Linked DNA regions of Homo sapiens: all the other regions are linked to region 1. A link is a loop called in an ENCODE intact Hi-C map of the cell type or tissue named here. Cell type or tissue: B cell. All regions are shown on one strand. Links, peaks and the distances in the headings refer to the core of each region. The heading gives the core; the rest is flanking DNA.

Region 1 (6,931 bases), core at 1,053-6,052:
ATCCCTGAGGACTGGGCAGACACTTGAGAAGTGGCCATCAGTTGTATTGAGCAGTTAGCATGTAACACTGTGTGGAAACACACAGGTTTTCCTTGGGGGAGTGAAGACAGAGACAAATGTGGGGCAATGAAGTCAGAGACAAAGACACTTAATGGCTGTCTCTTCCCAAATATACACCATGTTTGGGAAGAATGCATCTGGAGGCTTTTGGGAAAAAGAAATATTTCATAATCAAGTGTTTGCCTAGGATGCTGCCCTTTTCCTAAAGGAAATTTATCAACATCTGTTTCACAGCCACAAGATAATTGCATGTTTATTGAAGTTTTGAGATCCATTTATACTGGCTAGAGCACTCACTGAACAGTTTTGTAGTCTTCTTATAAAATATTAGATTGGGACTTGTTAGAGTTATAGATTATAAACACCACCCAAATTCAACATTCTGTAAATTTTTACCACCAGTTTTATGGCTGAGGCTATCTTAGCTCTCTTGACTTCCATCCCTAGTACAAGTTGTTGGCATTTTGAAAGGAACCCTTTCCCCTATCTACAGCAAAACAAAATTTAAAATAATTTAACAAAGTTGACTTTTCACTGAAAAAGTTAAAAAAAGAAACAAAAGGCAGGGCGCGGTGGCTCACGCCTGTAATCCCAGCACTTTGGGAGGCCAAGGCGGGCAGATCACGAGGTCAGGAGATCGAGACCATCCTGGCTAACACGGTGAAACCCCGTTTCTACTGAAAATACAAAAAATTAGCCGGGCGTGGTGGCGGGCGCCTGTAGTCCCAGCCACTCGGGAGGCTGAGGCAGGAGAATGGCATGAACCTGGAAGGCAGAGTTTGCAGTAAGCCAAGATTGTGCCACTGCACTCCAGCCTGGGGGACAGAGTGAGACTCCATCTCAAAAAAAAAAAAAAAAAAAAAGAAAAGAAAAAAAATTGACCAAGTCCCTTTTTAAAAAATTATTTATTTATTTATTTATTTAGAGATGAGATCTTGCCATCTTGCCCAGGCTGGTCTTGAACATCCTTGGCTCAAGCAATCCTCCCACCCCGGCCTCCCAAATTGCTGGGATTACAGGTGTGAGCCACTGTGCCTGGCCAACCAAGTCCCTTTGAGTCATTTTGTACCAAAGTGAATGCAGCTGTTAGCTGGATTCTCACCAGCTAAGTGATCTTCAGCCCACATTATTTGAAGAACAGGCAATTCCAATTCACATTTGAGTCACAGCGAGATTTAAAATACAGTGCTGCACTTTACAGGTGTTCTGGCTCTTTTAGCCAAGATGTTAAATGTGAGACATCTAAAGGACTATTCTCTGAACATGGCCAGATACCAGACATGCTAAGCATGGTTAGAGCTGAGCCCTCTGCAATTCTGGGGGCTGGTGGGTACCCTCTTCTCCTTTTGGGATTCCTCTCTGTTTAGCTCCTATTGGAGACAAATAGTTCCAAGAAAGATGTGAAGAAACAGAATAAAGGCAAAACGTGAGTCTGGGGAAGTAAGTCATTGCCTAGGTAAGAAACCTACTTTTAGTCGAGGGCTTTTAGGATATCTGCATATAAATTGGGACTTTTAAGGTAACTCAAAGATTCATTCATTAAACCAATAGTATTTCAGCCCTTGGGATGAACTCAAACTCTTGACTTTCTTAGACAGACTCTACCCTGTCACACAAACTCAAGAGTCATGGTGGGGGCATCTCAACTAATTAGGTAATTCTGAGCTACAGCATAATTGGATACCAGTTTTAAAAGAGATGAATGCTTGCTCTCCATGTAAAACAAACAGAAAGGAAAGCAGCCTTCTCCACATTGCAGGAGAAATGGTTTTATTGCCTCAATTGGGAATATCCTCATTAAAAACTGGTCCTACACACTAATTACTGTTTTAATGGATTAAATGGAAAGACATACATTGAAAATGTCACAAGTAGTTAAGCTTTGTATGGTGGAATTGCTAGAGGTTTTTTGTTTTGATATTTTGGTAATTCTCAGATTTTCTTCATTGAGCATATTATTCATTCATTCATTCATTCATTCATTCATTTTTAGAACCAAGCAACACCTCATTCTATGCCATAGAATGAGTGTTCCCCTTGGCTTAATTTTTTTAAATTATACGTGTTTGGGGAGAAAATTTAAGTGGTACATGAAGTTTGAAGTTGAGAGGAAATGTATTTTATTATTGTATAAAAGACTCAAGTTGGACTAATTCAATACTCAAAAATCATCATTTCCTTTAATGTGGTGATTCTCAACCCTGGCTGCACTTTGTAATTACCTGGGAAGCCTTAAAAATACCAATTCCAGATCACTCACTCAATCTCTACAACCAGATCAAATGGTTCAGAAGCAGAATAGGGCCAATTAGTATTTTTAGAAGATCAACTTATTATAATATCTAAGGTTCCATATTGCAATTCTTTTATCTTTACAGCATTGACTAGGAAGTTACATTACAGACAGTCCCTAACTTACAATAATTCCACTTACAATTTTCCAACTTCATGATGAATTTATCTGAACTAAATGCATTTTCAACTTAATAATTTTGTTTACTTATAATAAGTTTATCTGGACATCACCCCATATAAGTTGAGGGACTTTCTGTACTTAAAATTTGACTCTGTAGGTGTATTGTTACATTCTTTTATTACCATGGGAGAAGGTGGTAATACCTACTACAAAAGTTTTCCAGGCTCTATGGTACAGAACTTGGGGACTTTTATCAGCCATGTGGTCACTTGCTGAAGCAGCCCCAGAGGTGGTTTCTGAGGGAAACAAACTTTCCTGTAGGTAGATGACTTAAGCTCACTTCCATGCTACACTAGGGTGGTCTTCTATTCAGCTGTGTGTCCCCACTCCATTCCTTAATTTTTATAACAATGCAATACGTTATATACCTTTCCATCTGCATACCTCTTCTCATGGATAAGCAGCTTGAGCTGGGAATCTGAACTCAAGGTCTTGCCAGACTTTTAACTCAGTCTCACCACTGCCCAGTTCTTACTAAACCTCATAAATAGCTGGCAAAAATGCTATTTATGAAGAATTATCAAGGAACATGCCCCCTTGTACTCCTCTAAACAATCTTTAGGCCAAGTTCTGTGGCTCACACCTGTAATCCCAGCACTTTGGGAGGCCGAGGCAGGCGGATCATTTGAGGCCAGCTGTTGGAGAGCAGCCTGGCCAACATAGTGAAATCCATTCTCTACTAAAAATACAAAAATTAGCCAGGCATGGTGGCACACGCCTGTAATTCCAGCCACTCGGGAGGCTGAGGCACGAGAATTGCTTGAACCCAGGAGGTGGAGTTTGCAGTGAGCTGAGATGGCACCACTGCACTCCAGCCTGGATCACAGAGCAAGACTCTGTATCAAAAAAGTCTTTAAAAATCTGATTTTTAATCTTGAATTATCTCAGATTATCAGACAGATAAGTACTTGGATGGGATCATTTTAGCTTCTCATACGTTACTTTCAGTGCTCATACTGTAATCCCTCCATACTCTTTAAGCCTACATTAGGAAATGTCTGTTCTAGTTATTATAGAACTACTGTTAAAGGCTTAGATCACTCTTTTTCATGCATCACCTCCATTTTGACGAGAAATTTCTCTAGGTTTTAATTTGTTTGTCTTTTATGGACATGGCCAATCTCCTAAATATTTGTGTTCCCTCTTTGCTTTGCCTGATCAGAAGCTCAGGGTCTAATGTGCAGTGATGTCTAGCATTGTATAGGAACCTTAAAGCACGCACTAAAGCTGCTCTAGGCTTTATTTTTCCTGTGCCTGATTTCTTCATTTTGCATTTGGTATCTTATTGCATATGTGAGTTTGTAAATGGCTCAAATCTCCTTAAGATCAAGGGTATAAATCAGAGTTTCTCAGCCTTGCCACCATTGGGCCGAATAACTTCTTGTTGAAAGTTAGGGAAGGCAGGGCCTGTCCTGTGCATTGTAGGATGCTTAGCGGCTTCCCTGGCCTCTACCCACTAGATGCCAGTAGCAATTCTCTGCCATCTCCCTGAATTGTAGAAACTAAAACTGTTACTAGACATTGCCATATGTCTCAGGCAGGTGGTGGTTGGGTGGGGCAGGGCGGATGGGAGGTGCAAATCACCCATGGTTGAAAACCACTGGTATAAATAAATACAATTGTATTGAGCACCTACTATTTTCTAGGCTATGTGTAGGCCATTATCTTTGGGGGACACAAAGATGACTGAGGTCCAGTTACCTGTCCTCAAAAAAAACCTACAAATAAGTCAAAAGAAAAGGTGTACATGCTCAGAATACACGTATATAAATCTCATGTCTGCTATTAGTATAGATTCCTGTATATTTTTAATAACCGTGGGAAGGAGGAAGTGAAAATAGTATCATTGTCATTTAGAGAAAAAGCACAGAGGGAGCCAAGTATCAGTGCTGTAATGATATCCTAGTGTCCTGAGCGCCAGACCAGAGGGTTCTCCACCACATCTGGAAAGGGGTTTGCAAGTTCAGAGGAGGGAAAGGCAAATCCAACATGGAAGGTTAGAAATGGCTTCCTGGTGGATGGGCACTAGGGATGGGATGTTAACAGGTAAAGAGGAAGACAGGAGACGGTAACTGACAGCAGGAATAGATATAGAGGGGCTGCTTGCTGAGTAGTGATGGGATAACTTATGGAAGTAGAAATCAAAAGGACTGAAGAAATAGGGTAGGTCACATTGTGAAGAGCTTCAGAGGGCACGCATAGAGGGTCTGGGTGTGAAAGGGCAGTCTTCCTCTAGAACCATGTATGCCTGACACCAGTTTAATAAATTATAGGACAAAAGTAGAGAAGAAGCTTAATAAATTAGGTTACTGGAGAGGTTAATGATGGAAGACAATGGAGGCATCGATAGACCCAGTTTACCCTCTGCTTTTTATCTCTTCCCCTCACAAATGTTTTAGTGAGCCAAGTCCCTTTGACTTGCTTGATGAAAGGAGGATAACTAAACTTTGCCAGTGTCAGAAACTTTCCAAGTCTTGTGCTATGAAAAACACAAATACTCCTGAGAGGACTCCTAATTTAAGCATTATCAAGCATGAGCACCATTTTTAACATGAAGAAAAATGTTTTGGAGTACACTTTGTTTATATAAATTGTGTAGCTTAAATTAGGAAATGCCATATCTTCAACTACACATAATCATTTTTTAATTTCCTTATAACTGAGAGTTTTCATTCTTTTGGCTAAAATTTCAGAAATGACACCATTGGTAGATGAGGCAGAATCTTATCCTGATGCAGAGACTTATGAATTCTGGGAGACCCAGAGGTTCTGTGGGAGTAGGGGAGGGAATTGGCCCTAAATACACACTCAGTTGCAGGACTAAAGGGCTTACTGTGGGGTTTCTGGCTTCTGGAGAAGCTCAAGAACAAGGGAGGTCCTTGAAAGGAACAGATCTGAAGGGATCTGGGAGGCTGCAGGAGATGTAGGAGTCCAGAAGCCAACTACTGGTATGAAACTAACCTTTCTCCACTTTCAATGTATAAAGAGGAAGGGATCCTTTCCCTGGCTATGGCCTAACACAGGTGACAAAAAGTAGGGCCTTTTCCACTGACTTTATTTTACTTTCTTGTTCCAGAAATTAGGTTAATCTCTAATGAGGGGCTGGTGGGTTGATGCGACCCATGGAATTATTTGGTAGGTGGCTGAATGCCAGAAGGAGGCATACAGAGGGCAAAGGAGGGGCTGGAAATAGGGGGAATTAAGAGCCCTGGAACGCCAAGGAGAGACTTACTCAGCTGTTTTACCTGATCCCATCTGGATAGCTCAGATTGGCTCAGAAAAACAGAGCCCAGCGCAAGACCCCAGGGAGTCAATAAATAGTAACTGCTGAGAATAAAACTTCCAGTTAGGAGCAAGCCCCCCAAAATCTGGCCATAAGCTGGCCCCAAAACTAGCCATATACAAAATCTCTGCAGCACTGTAACATGTTCATAATGGCCCTAACACCCAAGCTGGAAGGTTGTATGTTTACGGGATGAGGGCAAGGAACACCCGGCCCGCCCAGGGTGGAAAACTGCTTAAAGACATTCTTAAGCCACAAACAATAGCGTGAGCAATCTGTGTCTTAAGGACATGCTCCTGCTGCAGTTAACTAGCCCAACCTATTCCTTTGATTTGGCCCATCCCTTCGTTTCCCATAGGGGATACTTTTAGTTAATTTAACATCTATAGAAACAATGCTAATGACTGGCTTGCTGTTAATAAATATGTGGGTAAATCTCTGTTCAGGGCTCTCAGCTCTGAAGGCTGTGAGACCCCTGATTTCCCACTTCACACCTCTATATTTCTGTGTGTGTGTCTTTAATTCCTCTAGCACCATTGGGTTAGGGTCTCCCCAACTGAGCTGGTCTCGGCACCTTCCAAAAGACAGGGGACTTGGTAGAATGGAAGAGCACAGACGTTGACTATAGCTCACCTGACCTTGAGCCTGACATAGCTGCTTAAGTTTTCCAAGTATTGAACTTCAAAATAGAAGAGCCAAGCATGGTGGCTCACTCCTGTAATCCCAGCACTTTGAGAGGCCAAGGCAGGCGGATCACCTGAGTTTGGGAGTTCAAGACCAGTCTGGCCAACATGGTGAAACCCTGTCTCTACTAAAAATACAAAAAATTAGCTGGGCGCTGTGGTGGGTTCCTGTAATCCCAGCTACTTGGGAAGCTGAGGCAGGAGAATTGCTTGAACCTGGGAGATAGAGGTTGCAGTGAGCTGAAATCGCCCCAGTGCACTCCAGCCTGGGCAACAGAGCGAGACTTCATCTCAAAAAAGAAGAAGAAAAAGTGGTCACAAGGCTAGAATGTCATAACACACATAAGGCTGCTTAACATGAAATCTGGCAGGAGAAACCTCTCAAGAAATTTCAGTTTTTCTTCCTTTATCCATGAATAAACAATTGTG
Region 2 (6,931 bases), core at 620-5,619, 77 kb before region 1:
GGACAGAGCAAGACTCTGTCTCAAAAAAAAAAATATTTAAAATATATATATATATATCTAGGGATATCCTACCCATTAACGAAGTATAAATTCATGTAAAGAAATGGAAAGTAATGCATGCAAATGTTAACTAGATTTATATTTGTTTATCTCGTTTAAAACTCTTCAACAATCTTGAAAATTCAAGTTAGTAATTTTTTTCTTAGGCAGCATTGGCATAGTAACAAACTGAAATAATCATGGCTTTTACTTGCTTTATACTTAAGCAGTAGAAATGTCAACACAGCATCTGGGAAAGAATTATTGGGATCAGAGGTCATGTCCCATTGCAGGAATGCCTCATAAACATAAATTGCTTTCAGTTTACATCATTTCCTTGAAGAGAGGAAAGTGTTAAAGACATTTTAACACTTTAGAATCTGCAGGAAGTTTATGGCTCTGATCAATATTTTTTAAATACTGCTAAAAATACACACTAAATATTTTATTTTATTTTATTTTATTTTTGAGACAGAGTCTCACTGTCACCCAGGCTGGAGTGCAGTGGCATGATCTCAGCTCACTGCAACCTCTGCCTCCAGGGTTCAAGCGATTCTCGTGTCTCAGCCTCCCAAGTATCTGGGATTACAGGCGCATGCAACCATGCCTGGCTAATTTTTTATTTTTAGTAGAGGCAGGGTTTCACCATGTTGGCCAGGCTGGTCTCGAACTTCTGACCTCAGGAAACCTGCCTTCCTCGGCCTCCCAAAGTGCTGGGATTACAGGCATGAACCACCGTGCCTGGCCAAAATACACACTGAGTATTTTAAACAAATCCACTTAAAAACATGTTACAAATCAAAAAGTTTTTAGCACAGATCAATTAATTACTAATTGAAAATTGTTAAGATCTCTGAAACATGGAAGAATGTAAGGAAAGGGATACAATTTTATAATTTTTTCTCATTCATGTATTCATGTTTCTGATTTTCTTCATTCTGTTTTTAGCTGGTCTTTATGTGTGCATAGATAGGCTCTGCTTTAAAATAAAATGTGAATGGAAGTTACACACATGAACGTTTTTCAAGAAGTTGGAACAGCAAGTGCATAAGCCTTGACATGGGGATGAATGAAGCAGATTCGGGTAACAAGAAGGCCAGATTTCTAGTCTTGTTTCCATAGTCCACAGCCATCCCATATTATAGCAAGTGGTAGTGAAGATGTAGAGTAACTGGAACTCTTATACATTGCTGGTAGAAATGCAAAATGGTTTTGTCACTTTGGAAAACAGTTTGGCAATTTCTTTTTTTTTTTTTTTTTTTTTAAGTCAGAGTCTTGCTCTGTCACCCAGGCTTGAATGCAGTGGCGTGATCTCAGCTCACTGCAACCTCCACCTCCCAACCTCCCAGGTTCAAGCGATTCTTCTGCCTCAGCCTCCCAAGTAGCTGGGACCACCCACCCCAAACTCCTCAAGTGATTTGCCCACCTCGGCCTCCCAAAGTGCTGAGATTACAGCCATGAGCCACCGCACCCGGCCTGGTTTGGCAATTTCTTATCATTGACTATGCACTGAGTATAAGACCCAGCAAAATCACTCCTAGGTATTTACCCATGAGGAAAGAAAACTTACGTTCACATAAAAACCTGTCCATGAATGTTAATAATAGCTTGATTCATTATAATCCCAAATTGGAAAAAAAAAAAGCTTTAATGTCCTTCAGCTGGTGAAAGAATAAACAAACTACGGTACATATATAATGAAATACTATACGACAATAAAGAGGAACAGACAACTGATATATGTAGCAAAATGCATGAATCTCAAATGCATTATGCTAGGTGAAGGAAGGCAAACCCAAAAAACTATATACTACATGATTCCATTTGTGTGATAATCTGAAAAAAGCAAAACTGTAAGTACAGAAAACAGACCAGTGGCTGCCAGGGACTGGAGGTCAGAGGAGTATCTGACTACAAAAGGGAAGGAGGAGATTTCGGAGGATGATGGAACTGTTCTATATCTTGATTGCAATGGTTTGACATAGTTATAGGCATTTGCCAAAACTCTTAGGATTGTACCCACACACAAAAGGTGAATTTTACTGTATGCTAACTATACCACAATTTTTAAAAAGTGAACAAAAGTCATTTTTACCAAGTTAGGGTGAGAATAATCAGAATTATATTGTTGCCATCCTAATTAAGTTAGGGGCTAAATTTTCATTGCTGTAGATATGCCTGCATATGGAGTTGTGTTCTGGAAAAACCAACTCTTTTCTGAAACCTACAGCCCTTCACTTAATCAATATTTATCAAGTACCTATTATATGCCATACACTATTCTAGGTTCTGAGGATACCTCAGTGAACAAGACATATCCCTACCCTCCTAGAACTTGCATTTTAATAAGTGAGTAACTCTGTAGGTAAATAAGTGCATAGGCTACTTTAAATAATATAATGTAGTGGTAAGTTGTTATAAAGAAAACTAAAGCCTGGTGAAAGAGAGTTATGGGGAAAGGAGGCTATTTTTGATAGAGTACTAAGGAAGGATTTCCAAGTGACAGTTGAACAGAGGTTTAATTGATGTGATGGAGCTATGTGAATACCTGACGGAAGAGAGTTCCAGGAAGAAGGAAAAGCAAGTGTATCAGCCTTGAAACAGGGATGAACCAGGCAGATACAAGGAACAACAGGAAAGCTAGATTTCTGCTCTTGCTTCCATAGCCCATTACCATGCCACGTTAAATGGAGATAATTTTAATTTATACTTATCATAATAGTAAAATTCCAGGGAAAATTCGTTTATCCCTCCCAAAATGAGAACTTGAAGGTACCATAATGCATAACTACTGTCAAAAAAAAAAAAAAAAGTGGGAAACTGCAAATTTGCCAGTGTTCTCAGTTGTAAACCGGTCAGTTTAGGCACACATTTTCTCTGGAGGACATTAGAAAACTCACAGAAATGCTGGGAAAGCTGAAGAACCAGTGTGCTTGTTATTAATTTATTGCCTCTCAGCTCTAAATCCGTCCTTCATTATCTACTCTGCAATAGTGGAGTTGAATCCTGTAGACTTTTCTCCTTTGCAGTGAGTGGGATGTCAGACTTTTTCAGTAGAGGGCGCTGGAGGGACCCTGCAGGAGGAAAGGGCTTCTTCCTGGTCGGGCGTGTTTCCATTTGCTTCTTGCTTCTGCTCCTGGCTGTAAGCAACATATGGCAGGGACATCCAGTAATGCTCCTCCCCAACTATTGCAGGCTAAATTGTGTCCCCCCAAATTCATGTTGACATCCTAACCTGCAATACCTCAGAATGTGACTGTATTTGGAGATAGGGTCTTTAAAGAGGTTATTAAGGTTAAATGAGATTACTAGTGTGGGCCCTAATTTGATATGCCTGGTGTCCTTACAAGAAGAGGAGTTGAGGACACAGACTCCCACAAAAGGAAACATGTGAAGGCACTGGTGGAAGACAAGCCAAGGAAAGATGCCCCTAGAAGTAACCAGCCCTGCCAACACCTTGATCTTGGACTTCTAGCTGCAGATTGTGAGGAAATACATTTCTGTTGTTGAAGCCCCCCAGTCTGTGGTATTTTGTTGTGGGAGACCTAGCAAACTAACATACCAGTGTGCACAGAGAGGGCACAGTCCCTTGGCAAGCCACCAGCTCCAGTTCTGTGACCACCTGGCTGCATGCAGCCCTCCTAACACCAGGCTTCATGACAAGCAGTCAGTAAAGGGGTTCTTGATGCCCTCAATCCCTGCACAGGTCCATCCACTAGCCTCAGCCCTCTCCTACACCTCGGAGTGGTTTGCCAACCTTCTCACGTGCATCCCAGAGACATGTTTCCCACTTGGTAGTCCTAACTGTGGTTTTCTGGCCAGCCTCCGTCCCCCTGCTCCCTAGAAGAATATTACCTGCCTGTCCAGTGACTTAGACTGGCTCTGGCCTGGATCAACCCAGCAAACTTGTCCACCCTCCAGTGGACTGCAGCCACACCTTCTCCAGCAGAGCTTGAATTCCAGCTTGACCAGAGGAATCCCTTCCAAGTTTGCTTCTTCCTCAAGTATTTTTCTCAGCTCTAGAGTACTCTTTAGCATTCTGCTTACCCCTTTTAGTTATTCCCCTCCTCTAGTTAATACTATTTATTAAACTTTCCCTGTTCAAATTACACTCCGATTCTGGACTAGTACAGAATCCAACTGCCACAAAATGGTGCTGGGAGTAGTCCTAGGAGATAGACCTGCGGAGGTGGGATTTGAGGGCTGACCCTGTCCTTGGAGTTCAGCACAGTGCTGAACTCCTTAGCAATGGGAAATGGGAAGCTAGTGACCTGTGGCATGCAGGGACATCACACATCAAGCTAGCACTTGTGGCTAATTGTAATGAAGTTGTAACCAAAGCAAGTGTCTTAGGAGCCCAAATGGCAGTTGCAACTAACTGTTACGGCAGTACATGATGCCTGTAAGGAATGTACTGTGGGACAGATTTTTCTGAGCATACTTGAGTAGTAACAGAAAAATGACAAACCCAAATCCTTTAACTCTGAGCTCAAGTCATTGTTAGAGGACGACAGAGCTTTGAGGATAGCCCTAAAAGAATCTTTTATTGCTCACAGCCAGAGGGCTGATATTGCTAAAAAATTAAACATAAAATTTAAGGGTGTGGGTTGCTGACTTACAACAATAGTTGAATGTATAGTTTTGAGCTTCCCTCTCCTGTGGAAGTAGCTTGCTCTTGGTAGAAGACTAGCCTTCCTCTGCTTAAATATCTGTGTTAAGCTCATCTGGGGACAGATGCCTTAAAAGGAGTTACTCATTCTCTAAATCTACCACAACCACCCCTTGTTGCCACTAGACTCATGATTATTGCCAAAGCTCAGCAAGTTCCAGTAGGACAGGGATCCACCATGACCCAGCAAGAAATAGTTTATACGCCAAAAGAATTGCCACACTTTTCTAATGTGTATCTTCAGAGACCTGGGGAACATGTGTGGAAGTACATCCTAAAGATGTTCGAATGAGAATAGTGGGATAGAACACTAGAGCAGGCTAACTTCATTCCTATGAGCGCACTTTAACTAGACAGCTTTCCTGTCACAATATGGAAGAGAGACTCCAAAGGCTTAGGGCGATAGGCAAATGGGACTGGATTTACCATGTGCAAACTGCATGCCCAGCCCCCAGCATGTTCCAGGAAAAGAGTCAGGAGACAACTCCCTGCACTAAGGCACCAGCAGACTGGAAAAGCTCTGTGGGTGTCTCCTTTGCAGGCTACGTGTGGCTGTAAAGAATGCGACCATTGAGAGAGGCTTCCAGATTTCAATGGGGATGATGGAATCCCAGAGAGGCAGAGTCAAAGTGACTGCATTTAACCACCAAAGACAAGAAGCGTGGACATATTTACAATACAGGGCAGCAGGAACATAGTGCTAACCAGTTGCCTTAGCTCACAAAGATCTGTGGTGGTAATTGATCATAGTGTTCCTAGGAACAAAATGGATGGGTAGTCAAAAATGTAGCTTGCATCATCATAGTAAAAAGTCACAGCCTTTTACCCAGTTTTCAGACTTAATAAATTTACAGATGCAGAGGGTCTTGATTGAAGAATGTCTCTGGTGGCCCACCCTAACCAGAGCCATGCAGGCAGAAGAACTGTGGGACATGTAGTTCAGTCTAGCCAAGTTGACAATTATAAAGCCACCACTCCTAAGGAAGGCGCAGAGCAGCGATTTGACCGTAGGTGGTCAGGAGTCGCAGCCTCCACTCTTGACTGTTACTCTATTTTGCCTCCTTGGGGTACAAGGTGAAAAAACCCTCAACCCTGGTCTGGAGGGCCTGGAACTCCAGCTGACACCCACCACAGTGTGAGTGATGAGGAAAACACAAGGCAACTGGATCCAGTGGCAAATCTGCCATTTTAAGGGGGATGATTATCTTGTCTTTTCTTCTCTGAGGAAAGAGGCTTCTAGGAAGCTGTACCTGGTGGCTGTTTGTTCATGATGCTACTGTACTGATAAACTCAGACCTTCCTAGGTGGGCACGTAAGGCCTGCTTATCCCCCAGCTAGGGTGAGCAAACCTCCTGGTTTGCCAGGGCATGGGAGTATCTGCACTCAACTATGAAAATACTGGGCAAACCAGCACCCCCAGAATCTGGCAATCCAGCCACCACTCAGCTGCTGCATTGTTTGGGAGGGAGGACAACAAAACAGTACGATGATTTGCTCAGATTTTCTCCCTACTATTTTGAATCTATTAAACAGATTACAGAGACTTTTGGCTCTACTTCAGGATAGAATCAGGTGTGTTAATGTAAGTGTAATATTTTGTAAAGCATACATACTTTTGCTGGGTGCGGTGGCTCACGCCTGTAATCCCAGCACTTTGGGAGGCCGAGGCAGGCGGATCACCTGAGGTCGGGAGTTCGAGACCAGCCTGACCAACATGGAGAAACCCTGTCTCTACTAAAAATACAAAATTAGCCGGGCGTGGTGGTGCATGCCTATAATCTCAGCTATTTGAGAGGCGGAAGCACGAGAATCGCTTGAACCCGGGAGGCGGAGGTTGCGGTGAGCCGAGATCGTGCCATTGCACTCCAGCCTGGGTAACAAGAGTGAAACTCTGTCTCAAAAAAAAAAAAAAAAAAGCATACATACTTTCGAGTCTACATATTCTTTGGCCGTTAGTGTGGATTCCAGTAAGATGGTGGAACATTTACCATAAGCTCAATAGATGGAGAGTTCATTGAGGCAGCTTCGCGGCCCAGAACTACATAAGGTCTGTCATACATTTTCTTTGTAAATAAACCTGAGTTAAAAATAACTTTCTGGCTGGGTGTGGTGGCTCATGCCTATAGTCCCAGCACTTTGGGAAGCAGAGGCAGGAGGATCACTTGAGCCCAGGAATTCAAGACCAACCTGGACAACATGATGAGCCCCCATCTCTATAAAAAA
Region 3 (6,931 bases), core at 815-5,814, 56 kb before region 1:
CACAGGGCATATGATGGCTTAGCTTGGGCTCAGAGGCCTGACACTTTCACTTCTAGATGAAGGACTCTCAAACATTTCTTGTAGGACTGGTCTAGTGGTGATGAATTCCCTCAGTTTAAAGTATTTCTTTTAAACAAATGAACACTTTTCTCTAGATAGTGAATCTAAATCTCCTCCAGCTTGTTCCATTGCAGATTGACTTATATAATTTGGTCTGAAGATAATTCATCTTAGAGAAGATGATGCACTCAAAACAGAGAAGATGTTAAGAGGCTTTTGAAACTATAAAGCAGTCCCACTGCTGTTGTCCGAGTTTATCAACTCTTTTGCAAATTATGTATGAGTCAACACTACTGCTTACCTGGCTTCTACTTTATGAGTAACAGCTAAATAAATGAGTCTAACTTGGAGAAAATCAATGTTCATTTTCTTTTGCAGTTGTCATCTGCAGCAGGACCTCACTTGAGTACTGCCTCTGAGCCTAGGTTCTGAAAGCTAGTTTAAAATTCCCTCTTTAAGTTTGTCTGCTGAATGTTCTGTGACAAATTCCCTTTCACGCACGTCCATGTGAAGAGACCACCAAACAGGCTTTGTGTGAGCAACAAGGCTGTTTATTTCACCTGGGTGCAGGTGGGCTGAGTCCGAAAAGAGAGTCAGGGAAGGGAGATAGGGGTGGGGCCGTTTTATAAGATTTGGGTAGGTAAAGGAAAAAGGGGGGTTTTTCTCTGGTGGGCAGGGGTGGGGGGTCACAAGGTGCTCAGAGGGGGAGCTTTTGAGCCAGGATGAGCCAGGAGAAGGAATTTCACAAGGTAATGTCATCAGTTAAGGCAGGAACAGGCCATTTTCACTTCTTTTGTGGCGGAATATCACCAGTTAAGGCAGGAACCGGCCATCTGGATGTATACATGCAGGTCACTAGGGATATGATGGCTTAGCTTAGGCTCAGAGTCCTGACATTCCCTACTTCATCTCTCATGCTGAATATAGTCCCTGCAGGATACTTTAATTTTTTGGAATGATTTTTAAAGATTGGTGTTACTTTGGTAATAATAATTGTTTTTATTTTGGTAAATATTTAACTTTAATCAGGTCTTCATTAGACTTAAACTAGTTGACTTCAATAGTCATGGAATGCCTTTAATATTCAAGAAAATAAAAAATAGGCTGGGCATGGTGGCTTATGCCTGGAATCCCAGCATTTTGGGAGGCCAAGGCAGGAGGACTGTTTGAGCTCAGAAATTTGAGACCAGCCTGGGCAACATGGCAAAATCCTATCTTTACTAAAAATACGAAAATTAGCCAGGAATGGGGGCATGTGCCTGTAGTCCCAGCTACTCAAGAGGCTGAGTGAGTATTGCTTGTGCCCAGGAGGTCGAGGGTACAGTGAGCCGAGATCATGCCACTGCACTCCAGCCTGGGTGACAGAGTGAGTGAGACCCTGTCTCAAAAAAAACAAAAAAACAAACAAACCAAAAACCAAAAACTAAAACAAAACAAAACAAAAACAAAAACAAAAAAACTCAAGAAAATAAAAACGAATATAAAATTCTAGAAGAATACTACAGCTCATATGTTAAATGTAAGTCAATAATAAAGTTTTTATGAAATGTTATCCCTTTTAAAAGAGTTCTTCTTATGAATATAGGTTTCTTAGTGTATATTTCAAGAATAAACAGTAAGACAGTTTGTTTCTGCCATCCCAAGCTACCTGAGATTAAAAACTATATTTTCTAAAATTGAGTTGCTGGCAAGGAATTTGTCTTATCATACTTATTCAGAATTTGTTTTTCTAGGCCAGTAATGCCTGTAATCTCAGCACTTTGAGAGACCAAAGTGGGAGGATCACTTGAGCCCAGGAATTCAAGCCCACCCTGGGCAACACAGCAAGACCCTGCCACTCCATTATTTTTTAAAATAAAAAATAAATAAATAAAAATTTGTTTTTCTATAGCCTAAAGAAAAATAATTGCCTCTGTTAACATTACATTTCCAAGAAAAATTGTCTGCAAATAGTTTAATTTTAGATGATTACCCCTCTCCAAGGTAGGGCTGGAAGGAGGATAAATTTGGCAGAGACATAGGTTGCACATACTGATCTCAGTTTCTGTTAGGTGCATATAAATAAAAAAAAGTTTCTTCATTTTATTAAAGCCCTATTTTTGTATCATTTTTAGTAATGTATATACCAACATAAATGCTTGATCTCAGTCTCTCCTGATAATTACAAATCAACATATCCAATGCTTAAAGTTACTGTTAAATTAATGTAGAATTGTCAGGTCTTCATTAGAAGTAGTAAGTAGAACACAGAGATTGGTCAAATTTTTCAGTACTTATACTTTTGAAAAAAAGAAAAGAGTATTCTATTCCTGCCAATTAGTATAGTCTTTACCCTGATAAACAATGTCAATATACATTATGATTTTAATTATAAACCCCCTGGAGACAGCAAGTATGTTTATATTTTATTAGTCATTGTACTTAAGAAGCCCCAAAGCTCTCTATTCCTAGTTCAGATTTTCTTTTGTTTGTGTGTGTTTTTGTTTTTTTTTGGATGAAGGTTAAGAGGAAGCTTTCTTTCTTACTTAAAGGTTTGTATGCTGGGCAGATAGTTAATGGTACAGAAATCCAAGCTTTATTTGGGGGAACAAGAGAGCAGACAGGACATAGAGGTCTTATTGGCAGAAGTGGCAAAGTAGGGGACAATCTTTCATAGGATCATAAAATTATAGCCCCCAAACACAATCTAGTGAAATCACCTTGTTTCTAAGAAGGTTTTCACAAAGAGCTAATACTAAAGAATTGGGGTTACAGAATACATGGTATTATCCATGCCAAATACAAACACATGGACATCTTTATTGGAGGAGAAATTTGTTCTGCTCAAGAGCATCTTAAAGATTTCTATTTCCCAGTCATTATTCTTTCCCACAATCCCCTCCCAATAATTAGTCCAGAGGTAGGTCTGGGTTCCCATGGTGGCAGGATATTCAAATATCTCAAGATGGCTCACCATGTCATGAATGACATCTTAATTAATCAGTCTTCAAACAGGGGACACAGTGAGAATAAGGACTCCATGTTTCCTGATCTCAAAACACACTTGAGAGTTAAGAGCATGGGAATGACACTTCTGTGAATTACCACTTGGTGCCTGTTCATTTTTCTCTTCTGAGCAAAGTCCTCTCTTGTGAAATTCTAATACTTTGCATAGAATATTCAGAATTTCCAGACCTCATCGTTGAAGATTTCTTTTGCCTTCACAGTCATAAATATGTTGTAAGATTTGTGTTCCCAAGATCAAAGACAGGTCTCACAAGGGGTCCCCTGCTCTACTACCAGGACACCAACATTTGTTCTTGGTGCATCTTACATCAGCAATCTTTGAAATTCATTAGGTGAGGTCCTATATCCTTTGTTGTATCAGTCATCATCCCCAGCACAGGTTAAACCTCAGATTTCTCCACTCTAAGTGTCCTTGCCCTCAGGGAGGGTGACAGGATGTGGGGTTTCTTTCCAATGTTTTAGGACACACTCATAGCAAAACATGTCCACATCCTGTTGCAATCAGTGTGGTCAAATAGTGTGGAACAAATCAGCCCTTCCTGATATCTTCTGCATCTGAGGCAACCGTGTCCCTTATATGATGTCTGTAGTCAAAGGTTAGACTAGACTAGACAAAGGTTGGTTAGAAAACCAACTCTCAACCACAGACCTTGGTAGTTTCACAACTGTTTTTAAATAATCTCTTACTTCCTCCTTCCTCTCCCTTATCAATGGGGAAATGGTGGGAGTCTCTGGAGCAGAAGCCATAAGCTAATGAAATGTCATGGGACTGGACACACTAATGTTAAGGTCTATGGGCTTTACATCCACAGTTCCAAAAATCTGTCATCTCAGAGCATTAGCATCCAGCTATTTTTTTTTTAGTTTTTGTAGAGATGGGGTTTCACCATATTGGCCAGACTGGTCTTGAACTCCTGGCCTCAAGTGATCCACCTGTGTCGGCCTCCCAAAGTGCCCTGAACCAATACGCCTGGCCAAGTGTGTCTCTCTTTAAATAACTCTCCCCCTTTTTTTCTGTTCCACATCATCCTGTTTGGAAGATAGAGATTTCATTTTGCAGCACTTCTCCCAAACACTTGTCATCTTCCCTTTGGGAGTCTCTGTCCAGGGAATCTTATTATTTAGGAAAAATTTTTAGATGTGTCTTACCAAAGTCTCGGATATATATCTAATGATGTCCAACTCTCCCTATCATGAACTCTAGAATAACCTGACCACTTTTGCCCATGGGTTTCTGTCACTTCTACTTTTCAGACTGGTTCCTTCCGGTGGCCAGCATTTGGTACTTCCTCTACTTTCTGTGAAGACTCTCATTTAGTTAAAAAAAAGAAAAAAAAAATTACTGATGCCGTGGAGCATAGTATTTGTAGATACAAAGGACCTCAGAGGTCAGCCCCTCTCACTTGTTATATGAGGCATCTAAAGTTCTAAGGACTGAGATGTTTGCCCAAGGTCATGTAGTTAATAAATATCATCTATATCAGGCCACTTCGTATGATTGGGCAGGATGTTTATTACCAAAAAGCAACCACCTGACGGGTGAGTAGGGACCAAAATCCAGTCTGTGCTCCTCTTGCCTTGCCAAGCTGTGAGTCCTGCTTAGGACTCTATGCCACACCCCACCACCAGAGAAAAAGGCCTCTCTGTGATTTTTATAAAGGCACTATTTGGCTAATAGTGACGCTAATCTATATGTAAACTTTTCTTCTAATTATCTCAAACCTAAGTGTTAGAAAAAAGTTAATTAGGAAGAAACTTTGCATTTTTATTTTAAAGGAATTAGTATCCTATAACTTTTATGTTCCTAACAATTCTTACATCTTTTTCAAATGCTATTTGTTAATTCTTAAGCAATCTTGGCATTCACAGATTGGGTTGTTTGTTTGTTTGTGGAAACAAGGTCTCACTATGTTGCCTAGGCTGGTCTCAGACTCCTGGGCTCAAGCAGTTCTCCCGCCTCAGCCCCCCAAAGTGCTGGAACAACAGGGATGAGCCACCATGCCTGGCCAGATTTGATCATTTTTGCTTCACCTACTCAAATTATGGGGATGGGGTACAGATTCATTTTTGCTTCACCTACTCAAATTATGGGGATGGGATACAGGTTCAGACTAGGGTCTCAGGATCCAGGACTCTGCTTGAGAATAAGAAGGGCTGGCCCAGGGTTATAGGGTGGAACCAAAGAGAGACTTATGCCCCCACCCACATAAGGGCAGCTTTCTGTCTGATACAAAGGACCTAGTCCAAGGAGACAAGAACTTAATCACAAGGGAAAAGTCTGGAGTAGAGGACAGGACAGAGAGTAGTTCAGAGGCAGACGCTGGAAAGATTTCCTGAGACAAAGGTTCCTGGGGAGTGTTCTTTTGTAGGGGCCTCCTGTGTGCTTTGGATAAAACTGGAAAGTCCAAAAGGCCTAGTCAGCCTGCAGAGCTCCGAGGCAATGCAACAATGCCACTGGAGGTCAAGAGGAGGCGATGACATCAGAGACCAATGACCTGGTTTCAGTGGGACAAAACACTGCAACAAGAGCCCAGCAAGTGCCCACTGGGCCAAACAAAAGCCCACTGTGAACCAGCCACAACACCACCAATGCCACGTGAGTGCATAAACTTTCCCTCTCCCCAAGGCCATCTTGGCTAAGGGAAGAGGAGAGAAGAAAATGCCTAAAACGCTGAGCATTTCCCCAAAAGAGATTAGGTTAACCCCAAAGTAGACTCTGGCTACCTTTACTTGGAAAGTTTATGTTTGGTGATCTACCTTCACTTCATCACTCTATCTCGCCATCAGAGGAAACGGGGCCTTCTGGACAAGAAGAGAATAGTTACAGAAAACAAGAAGGCTACGTGTTCAAGCTTTGAATTCAACTTAACCCCATTACACCTGGTCCCTCGGATCCCAGAGGACATGCTTTGCACATTATTCAGAAGTTACAGAGTTCAAATATAAACGTAGATGACTCTTTTGATGCCCTTGAGGTTGGCTTTTATGCATCAAAAAAGGTTATTCAGAGGTTACTTAGCTTTAAAAATTAATATTTAATTTACTAAAGTTACAACTTAAAAACTTCGCTTACCGCCAGGCATGGTGGCTCATGCCTGTAATTCCAGTACTTTGGGAGGCCAAGGCGGGCGGATCACAAGGTCAGGAGTTCGAGACCAGCTTGGCCAACATGGTGAAACCCCATCTCTACTAAAAATACAAAAATTAGCTGGGCATGGTGGTGCACGCCTGTAATCCCAGCTACTCAGGAAGCTGAGGCAGGAGAATTGGTTGAACCTCGGAGGCGGAGGTTGCAGTGAGCCAAGATTACCCCACTGCACCCCAGCCTGGGTGACAGAGCGAGCGAGACTCCATCTCAAAAAAAAAAAACTTCATTGACCTTAAGATTTAAGTTCAACTTAGAATTCTTGTTGTTCTTTCAGAAATATAGCAAATTTTAAAAGCACTTGAAGGGCCTAAATATGGTTTGGTTCCATTAACAAATGCTATTAGATAAACTCCTTAAAACCTCTTAAAGTGCATTTATAAATTTAACATTATTTATTTTCTTAATATCAATAATTATTCAATTTAATGTCAAAACTTTCCTGGGAACCTAAATAATGCATACAAATCTAGTAGATCAAACACATAAATATGGTGATTTTTAAGTTCTTAAAAGATCTTAGTAACAATCTGACTTAGAATGTAAGTCACTCCCTTTGGTGTTTAGGAAACACAAGACTGATCTCTAGTTTCAACAGACCAAATTCTCTTAAACATTGCAACTACTTACAGTAAGTAATGTACACATTAATACAAAAATATGAATACTGTAGATAATATCCTCTTAAACATTTCTACTCCTAAATCTAAATCTTCGCAA

Evidence for each region. Peaks named below come from ENCODE experiments on the same cell type or tissue, not always from the same donor. Only the 100,000 strongest peaks of a DNase experiment are listed, where the experiment ranks them.
Region 2: it touches region 1 in a loop (2.9-fold over the local background); 2 of 110 quality-filtered maps call a loop at or near these places.
Region 3: it touches region 1 in a loop (2.7-fold over the local background); 2 of 110 quality-filtered maps call a loop at or near these places.

What each region holds. Positions count from the first base shown.
Region 1 is chr4:83,172,471-83,179,401 of GRCh38, reverse strand. All of the region lies in intron 4 of LOC124900167 (a long non-coding RNA gene), which reads left to right. Among named protein-coding and RNA genes, the nearest start is that of PLAC8, 61 kb to the right of the region's middle. RefSeq lists an enhancer at 4,465-4,514. In B cell, for the core only: no CTCF peak of the experiment used is centred there; a DNase peak (open chromatin) is centred at 4,101; H3K4me3 peaks cover 3,109 bases; H3K27ac peaks cover 5,000 bases.
Region 2 is chr4:83,249,169-83,256,099 of GRCh38, reverse strand. No RefSeq gene overlaps it. Among named protein-coding and RNA genes, the nearest start is that of COQ2, 32 kb to the left of the region's middle. In B cell, for the core only: CTCF peaks have their summits at 2,904 and 3,103 (motif pointing right); a DNase peak (open chromatin) is centred at 3,119; H3K27ac peaks cover 450 bases.
Region 3 is chr4:83,228,520-83,235,450 of GRCh38, reverse strand. No RefSeq gene overlaps it. Among named protein-coding and RNA genes, the nearest start is that of COQ2, 53 kb to the left of the region's middle. In B cell, for the core only: no CTCF peak of the experiment used is centred there; DNase peaks (open chromatin) are centred at 3,710 and 4,339; H3K27ac peaks cover 1,088 bases.